Regions from separate parts of the Homo sapiens genome. Here region 2 is linked to region 1. Evidence: chromatin contacts called from ENCODE Hi-C or POLR2A ChIA-PET data. All regions are on one chromosome and are shown on one strand. The core of a region is the stretch at or near the end of the contact, and the rest is flanking DNA. Distances in the headings are between cores, read along the strand shown. Region 1 has its middle 200 kb from the start of COL21A1. Region 2 overlaps DST (dystonin).

Region 1 (4,201 bases), core at 3-2,502:
AAACTTTTAAAGTATATGTCCCACATACTGCATAGGGAATTCCTATGCTAAATATTATTTATTGCTTATATGAAATTTAAGATTAGGCATTCTACTTTTTTTTTTTTTTTTTTTTTTTGGAGACAGTGTCTTGCCCTTACACCCAGACTGGAGTGCAGTGGCCGATCTCGGCTCGGCTCACTGCAACCTCCACCTCCCGGATTCAAACGATTCTCCTGCCTCAGCTTCTCGAGTAGCTGGGATTACAGGCACATGCTCTCACGTCCAGCTAATTTTTGTATTTTTAGTAGAGACTAAAATACCATGTTGGCCAGAATGGCATCAAACCCTTGACCTCAAATGATCCACCTGCCTCGGCCTCCCAAAGTGCTGGGATTACAGGCGTGAACCACCATACCCAGTCAATTTGTATTTTTATTTGCTAAATCTGTCAATCAATCCTCCTTGAGAACGATTGTATTTCCAGGTGCTGGTAATCGAAAATATCAGTGCTCCCATGGAGATGTGGTATTGAGGATCTGAGAGGGGTTGTGATTTCATCATCTTCATGGCTGTCTCCTTTGAGTCCAGAGCTGGGCTAGGTGTAGGGGGAAAATGAATGACTCTACAGTTCTTGGCTTTAAGGAACAGCAGCTCTTTAAAGTTTTCTTTCCATTCCTTGTTTTTTATTCCTTTGGCAGGATCACCTCACTGCTCACCAGCTTCTGGTAGGTACATGGGACAGTGGAGGGTACAAAAGAGAACAACAAATTACTCCTTATGAAGGTTTCTTGAACTATGTTGGTGGGGATCCTTGGAAACACATCTCTATAAAGGATTGTGTTTCTGTCAAGAATTCTAGAATTTTTAACCCCCAAGATGCAGCATGTTAAATATATTTTGTGTTTTGTCCCAAAAGAATAAGGCAATGGGAGTGTTTTTCTTAGAGATGGGATTTATGACAGCTTCTGCAATATCCTCCAACTCACACAAGACAAGTTAAAAGTTGGCCCTATTTTGAAGTTGATAAAACCATCGCTCTGGAAATATTTCTTAAAGTTTCTGAATAAAACACTTTAGGAAAATTCTTCTTTAGTGGATATCTTATAGCACATGGTATTAACGACCTGTCCCATGAAATTCATTAAGAAGTGGCTTCATGCTGAAAATTGACAAATAATGAAAGTTCAGCTGAGGCCCCTTTCAAATGTGGTTCTCCCACACAGTGTGATCTGTTTACTGGAGACTGTTGTGAAGACTGTAAATACAATTCCCGTCTGGGTGCCGGAACGGAACACAGGCTGCCCAGGGCCTGAAGAATCAGTCCCGCATGTGTTTCATGTAATTATGTGTCTGTAGACATATTTCTAGGTTACAATTGTGAGAAATGCTTGAAAACGTTCCAGTAGAAGCGGAGACCAAAACTATGATATTTTTGCAAAACCAATATGTAAGTAAAATACCCGATTTTATGAAATGCTTTCGTTATTTTAACTGGTGGAAACCTGCCTTCCCTCAAAATAAGACTGTAAGAGTCTGACAATACAAGAGAGAATTTTTAAAAATACAGTCTTACAGTGGAGAAAGCTTTTCTTTTTTTTTTTTTTTAGACAGGGTCTTACCCTGTCACCCAGGCTGGAGTGCAGTGGCACAATGTCAGCTCACTGCAACCTCTGCCTCCCAGGCTCAAGTGATTCTCCTGCCTCAGCCTCCCAAGTAGCTGGAACTACAGGCATGCACCACCATGCTCAGCTAATTTTTTGTATTTTTAGTAGAGACATGGTTTTGCCATGTTGCCCAAGCTGGTTTGAACTCCTGAGCTCAGGCAATCCACCTGCCTCAGCCTCCCAAAGTGTTGGGATTACAGGCCTGAGCCACCATATCTGGCCAGCAGGGAAAGCTTTTCTAAGCAAGATGCAAAATCCAGGAACCATGAAGGAAAGATGGATAAATGTCTGCCCACCAAAAATGCCACAAAGTCAAAAGACAAACTGGGGGAAATAGTTGCATTATAATAGCAAAGGGAAAAATTTTCCTAATTGACACAAAAATACAATTTATATTAAGTAGTATAAATGGCTCTTGCTACTGAAATTTAAGAGTTATAAGACCACATTTCTCCCCTAGTAGTTTGGCAAATGTAGAAAAGTTTGGCTGTACACATCACATTGGTGAGAACAAGTGGGTGCAGGCCTCCTATGCTGTTGCCAGAAGTGCAAGTTGAAGTGGCCTTTTTAGGAGACAATTTGACAATGTTTATCAGAGCTTTAAGTGCACATACCTTTTGACCTGGCAATACTGCTTCTGGAAATGTACCCAACAAGAATGTGCGCTAACCTAGAACAATTTTCCTGGAAAAATATATTCTCCTCATCAGACCCACGTTGCTTTGCCAACCAAAGCCCCAAGTGGTAAAATAACATTGCCTTGGGGAAGAAATAGAAGGAAATGCAGAGCACAAGGACGATGTCCTTGGTTTCAAGCCGGCCAGGTTGCTGGTCAACCTGAGCTGGAGTCTAGAGCAAGTATGCAGTTTGTGAACTTAATTCCATACAGAGAGCTGGTCTAGAAGTTACTTGGGACACTGTATTTCCTTTTTCCTTTTCCTTTTTTTTTTTTTTTTTTTTTTTTGAGATGGAGTCTCGCTCTGTTGCCCAGACTGGAGTGCAGTGGCGTAATCTCGGCTCACTGCAAGCTCCGCCTCCTGGGTTCACGCCATTCTCCTGCCTCAGCCTCCCGGGTAGCTGGGACTACAGGTGCCCGCCACCATGCCCGGCTAATTTTTTGTATTTTTAGTAGAGACAGGGTTTCACCATGTTAGCCAGGATGGTCTCGATCTCCTGACCTCGTGATCCGCCCGCTTCGGCCTCCCAAAGTGCTGGGATTACAGGGGACACTGTATTTCCATATAGAGGGAGGGGATCCCTATCACACTGAATCCTCTTGGAAAGAGTGGCATTTGTGACACTCTAGGATTCTTCCTTTATGTTTTGCTCTTTCCCCTTTGAGCCCCATGTTCCCTGCTCCTCCAGGATGATGTGGCCTTCACTCCCTCTTGGGACCATGGCTTCCTTCATATATGGCAGGCAGTTCTCCAAGCACACTCCCACCCCTCCAGTCCTCTGTACTCTTCCATCCTCAGCAAGATGCTGGGCCCTGTTAGTCCTATACCAAGGTAGCTGCTCCACCCCCTCCCGCTCGGGAATTCTTAGGCCCTTGCACCGTCTTGCCCAGGAGTGTTTTTCTTTTTAGTTCACATTCGTCTCAGCCAGATACAAATGGGAGCTGCAAACACCTGGAATGAAGCCACTGCTCATATGTCCATTAAATCCTAAGGCCCCCAAGAGGCCCAGGGAGGCTCTTGCTTCACCAGCTTCTCCTCGAACGTTGCCTCTTCTCAACTTTTTAAAAATGTCTTAATATTATTGTTAATAAGCAATTCATTTACATGATTCAAAAGTCAATACTGTAAGTAATGTGTACCTGAGAAGTCTTAGTTCCGCCTCTCTCATTTTATTCATTTTCTGTTCTTCTAATGGTTCTTGATATGAATGTGTGTGTAGTGTGTGTATACATACAAATAAAGTAAGTCATAACACAGATTATGCTAAATTTTATCCCCCTTTCTTACCCCCAAAGTGTTTGACTATGATATAAACTATACTCCACCTTGGTTTTTTGCACTTAAAAATATCTGGTCATATATATTTTTAAAATTTTAATTGTGGTAAATACACAGAACATAAAATGTACCAAATTAATCATTTTTAAAGGTACAGCTCAGTGGTATTAAATCCATCCACGTGGTTGTGCAACCATCATCACCATTTATCTTCGTAACTCTTCCATCTTGCAAAACTGAAACTCTGTACCCATTAAACAATAACTCCACATGTTCTCCTCCTCACAAGCCCTGGCAACCACCATTTACTTTCTATCTCTATCAGTTTGACTCCTGTAAGTACATATATAAGTAGGATCATACAGTATCTGTCTTTTTGCTATTGGCTTAGCATAAAGTACTTGAGACTCATCCATGTTACAGCACCTGTCAGAATTTTCTTTCTTTTTAAGGTTGAATATTCTGTTGTATGTATAAGGCCACACTTTCTTTATCTATTCATCTATCAATAGATATTTGGGTTGCTTCCACCTCTTGGCTATTATGAATAATGCTGATATAAACATGGGTACACAGATATTTCTGAAACCTTTCTTTGAG
Region 2 (4,231 bases), core at 1,720-4,219, 62 kb before region 1:
AAAGAAAAAGAATATAAAGTTGGATATTGATGGTTTTTTCTTTTCTGAAAATATCTTTTTTCAAGAAGTTGAATTTTGAAATACCCAAAGATTTTCCATTTTCAAGATTTGGTTTTCATTATTAGATATGGCACATTAGAGTGGGCCAGTGTCACAATCCTGTGTGATTATTCCTTTAACTTTGAGATAGTATAGAACAAAGTTCATTCATAGATGTGAATGAACAAGTTTTTATAGCTTTGCTTAATTGTCTATGGAACCTTTACAAATAAAAATTTTACATTCTCTCATGTGTCTGATTATGTGTTTAACCATGAAGTAAATAAAAACTTCTGACACTTGTAACTTCTGTTATATCAGAAGTTACAACATTGGGGAGGTTTTTTGTTAAAATTTTTTTTAACATTTTTCAATTCAGGAAATGCATAACTTAAGGATTCCCTGGAATCTAATCAAAACTTCCCATGAATTTCACATTAAATAATATAACTTTTCAGGATGCCATAATAGTTCATTAAAAATGAAGTAAACAATCCATTGTAATAGACAAATACTCAGCTTATTGAACTTGATTTTTAAAATTAATTTGAATTATGATAACAGGATGAAGCAGCAGGTAAAGAGACATTGCTGCCATGTCGTCCTGGTCCAATTACATATTAATATATACCATTTCTTAATGGATACACTCAAATATTCATAAGAAACTAAGTCTATTGTACATAGGTAGTGTGACAGAGGTGCATATACTTCATGATTTTAGGCATGTCTTCACACACCAGGTGGATGTAACTTTTGAATGGGTCTGTTGATAAAGAGGCTAAGATTTATTCTTAATTCTGACATTAAATTGTAAAAAATGTTTTTTCATTTAAATTTCACACTTGGTATTACAGATCTTTTTTCCATAAAAGATCTCTTTGTTTTGCCCCTAGTTCCATGACAAGATAGATCAGATCCTTGAGAGCCTGGAACGCATCGTGGAACGTCTGAGGCAGCCACCCTCTATCTCTGCAGAGGTTGAGAAGATCAAGGAACAGATCAGTGAAAATAAGAATGTGTCAGTAGACATGGAAAAGCTACAGCCGTTGTATGAAACTCTTAAACAGAGGGGAGAGGAAATGATTGCTAGATCTGGGGGGACTGATAAAGACATATCTGCCAAAGGTAATACTTTTGGAATAGGGAAACAAATTTTAAAGCATTCTAAATGTTTATGCGGTTTACTCACCGTCCAATTGGATAACAAAATGCCGCATCTTAAAAAAGATACTACAAATGTGATGTGTTTAGGGTTGAAGGGCTGTGTATGCAAATCCCTTGTTAATGTCTTCCTGTGTTTGTGAAATTATTTGGTTGAATACAAAGCGTGCCATTATACATAGACCATGTATAAAGACCATATGTTCAAAGACCATGTGTATTCAGGCCTTTTAAATCAGTAGGTTGAAGCATATTGCTAATAAGGCCATATCTGGGGTTTTTTCCTCATTACTGACTCTGCTACCTTACATAGCATGGATCCTGCATCACATAGCCACAAAAATGGGAACCACTACCACAGCCAGCCATCTTTGAGATACGAGCTGAGGGTCAAAAGGGAGAGCATGTGCGTAGTGGAAATTCACAATGAGAGTACTCTAGAAGCAAGCCCAAAGTACATACCATACATTGTTACATTCCTGGGACTGAACGGACAATTTTACTCTTGATTTGGGGAGCATAAAAGTGTACCTAGGTGATTATTTCACTCCCTTTGGGATTAAGGATAGCCTTAATGAACTTGAAACTTGATAAACTTGGTTCTACTCTGAGCTCACTTTTGTCAGGAAGAACCTTGGTTTGGCAAGAATAGCAGACCCAGAGATATTATGTTATTTGGCATAGACTCTTGGACCCACTGATATCCACTGGACTGGGGTCATTCAAAACTTGGTCCAGTTTTAGATACTTAGCAAATTGGATCACTACTTTCTGTGTGAACTATAACATTCTGCTTTGTTGGTTACGTGGGGCTAACCAGTCGCCTTGTGGATATTGTTTTGCTTCATAGCTGTTCAGGATAAGCTTGACCAAATGGTTTTCATTTGGGAGAACATACACACACTGGTGGAAGAGAGGGAAGCCAAACTACTGGATGTGATGGAGCTAGCAGAAAAGTTCTGGTGTGATCACATGTCATTGATAGTTACCATTAAAGATACTCAAGATTTCATCCGGGACCTGGAAGATCCTGGAATTGATCCTTCAGTAGTAAAACAACAGCAAGAAGCAGCAGAGGTAAGCAGAAAATCTCATTTAAAGTTAGAAAAATAAGTTGTGGCATAATGAAATCCAGATTCCTTGGGTAAATGTTAGGAGTTACTCTGTTAACATTTATATTTGGTTCTGAAAATGGAATGTGCAGTGATACAGTAGGAGATAGAGTATACCCACAAATTTCACTTTGAGATTGTATGTTTAAAACAATTTCTCAGGCCTGCGTGGTGGCTCATGCCTGTATTCCCAGAACTTTGGGAGGCCGAGGTGGGCGGATCACTTGAGGCCAGGAGTTTGAGACCAGCTTGGCCAACATGACGAAACCCTGTCTCTACTAAAAGTACAAAAATTAGTTAAGCGTGGTGGTACACACCTGTAGTACCAGCTAGTTCGAGGGTGAAGCATGAGAATCACTTGAACCTGGGAGGTGGAGGTTACAGTCAGCCAAGATCGTGCCACTATACTCTAACCTGGGCGACAGAGTGAGCCCCTGTCTCAGAAGACAAACAAAAACACAAAACAACAACAACAAAAAATTTCTCTTTATCCTCACTGTTTTTGCCTTATTTCAGGGCCTTATTATCTCTCTCTTTCTTTTTGGCTTCCAAAGTAATCCAAAGTGCAGACTGTCTTTTCCTTGCTAGGCCTCTGACCTTGCTGCCAGTCTTCTCTCTAGATCTGCTCTTACTGTGTTGCTGCCTAAACCCCGTCAGAGGCATCCCCTGCCATCTGGATCAAGCCCAAACTCCCTAGAGCAGGGCATGCAGCTTTTTGCATGCCAGCCTAGCTCATGCCTATGTTTCCAAAGTTATGTTTTTCTCTTGCTCCTTTACCAAACTCCCTCCCTGCTACTGATTAGAAAGGGCGTTTCCCAAAACAAACTGTTTTGCTCTTTCTAGCGTCAGTGCCTTTGCGCATCTTATTTCCTCACTCTAGAATGTCCTTCCTGCCACTCTACTGGCAAAGTCCACTCAGGGTTCAGTTGGATCATTACCCCCATGTAAAACCTTTTCTTGTATACTTAGCAGAGTTAGTGCATCTGTGTTCCCGTAATACTTTATTCATGCAAAGGACTCTGCACATAGTATGGTTTACTGTTGCTTATGCCTCTGTCTTTCCTGCTGTAGTGTGGGCCCCTTGAGGGGAATAGCCATATCTATTTTTCTTTGTATCCCCAGTGCCTGGTTTAGGGCTTGGTTTATGGTTATTCAGTGTTTGTTGAATGAATGAATGTATTTAACCAAGAAGATGAAAGCAAAAGTAGGATACTGCCTTTCTGTTGTGGTATCTTTGTACCTTACAGGTCCTACCTGGTCCTGCCTAGGGTAATGACATAAAATGTAAATCCAAAGCTAGATTATTCTAAATCTACTAACAAATATATTAATTTGTATTGTTTTTGGATTTATATTTTACTTGTCTATGTTAAATGTATATTGGTTTGGAAACCAAAATGTCTTTCTAAGCCTTACAGTATTGTTGATATTTTTAAAAATTTGTTTTGGTATTTGTTAAGGTATTTCTTATTTATCATTTCTTAAATATCTTTATAATAAACATTTGACATTTGTTACTAAAAGGGTGCTGTTTTTCTTTTAAAATATTTCTTGTTGAAAAAATTTATTGCAGAAACTTAGAAAACAGAAAAATGATTAGAATGCCACCTTCTAGAAATAACTACCATTGATATTGTTGTGTACTTTTTAAAGTTTTGATGTGGTTTTGCTTAAAATTCTAAGGCTGTCATTTTCTTATTCTAGACCATAAGGGAAGAAATAGATGGACTACAGGAGGAGCTGGATATAGTTATTAACCTAGGTTCTGAACTCATTGCGGCATGTGGGGAGCCTGATAAACCCATTGTCAAGAAGAGTATAGATGAGGTACAACTGGCTTACTTATCAGAATGGCTTTTAAAAAGTTTTTAGTTAACTAAAATATTTTGTTAACAGTAGTTGAAAGTTTAAAATAT

Evidence for each region. A loop is a pair of places that touch in the nucleus more often than their neighbours do. ChIA-PET counts read pairs that join two places held with the same protein, here RNA polymerase II (POLR2A). Pooled maps may share reads with other maps.
Region 2: a loop to region 1 is called in a pooled map, with 1.9 times the contacts of the local background. The contact joins two enhancer-like sites. A Hi-C loop is called at or near these places in 1 of 168 maps with a recorded cell type or tissue (heart left ventricle) and 1 of 50 pooled maps. POLR2A ChIA-PET finds 5 or more read pairs at or near these places in 2 of 52 experiments (OCI-LY7 and T-cell).

The regions. Positions count from the first base shown.
Region 1 is chr6:56,443,076-56,447,276 of GRCh38, reverse strand. No RefSeq gene overlaps it. Among named protein-coding and RNA genes, the nearest start is that of COL21A1, 200 kb to the right of the region's middle. Within about 2 kb of position 1,252, at least 3 of the 41 ENCODE cell types and tissues checked have a DNase peak (open chromatin) inside an H3K27ac peak, as active enhancers do.
Region 2 is chr6:56,506,578-56,510,808 of GRCh38, reverse strand. It overlaps DST (dystonin), which reads left to right. Exons shown (of 104, transcript NM_001374736.1): 74 at 936-1,167; 75 at 2,054-2,280; 76 at 4,020-4,142. Among named protein-coding and RNA genes, the nearest start is that of COL21A1, 260 kb to the right of the region's middle. Within about 2 kb of position 2,969, at least 6 of the 41 ENCODE cell types and tissues checked have a DNase peak (open chromatin) inside an H3K27ac peak, as active enhancers do.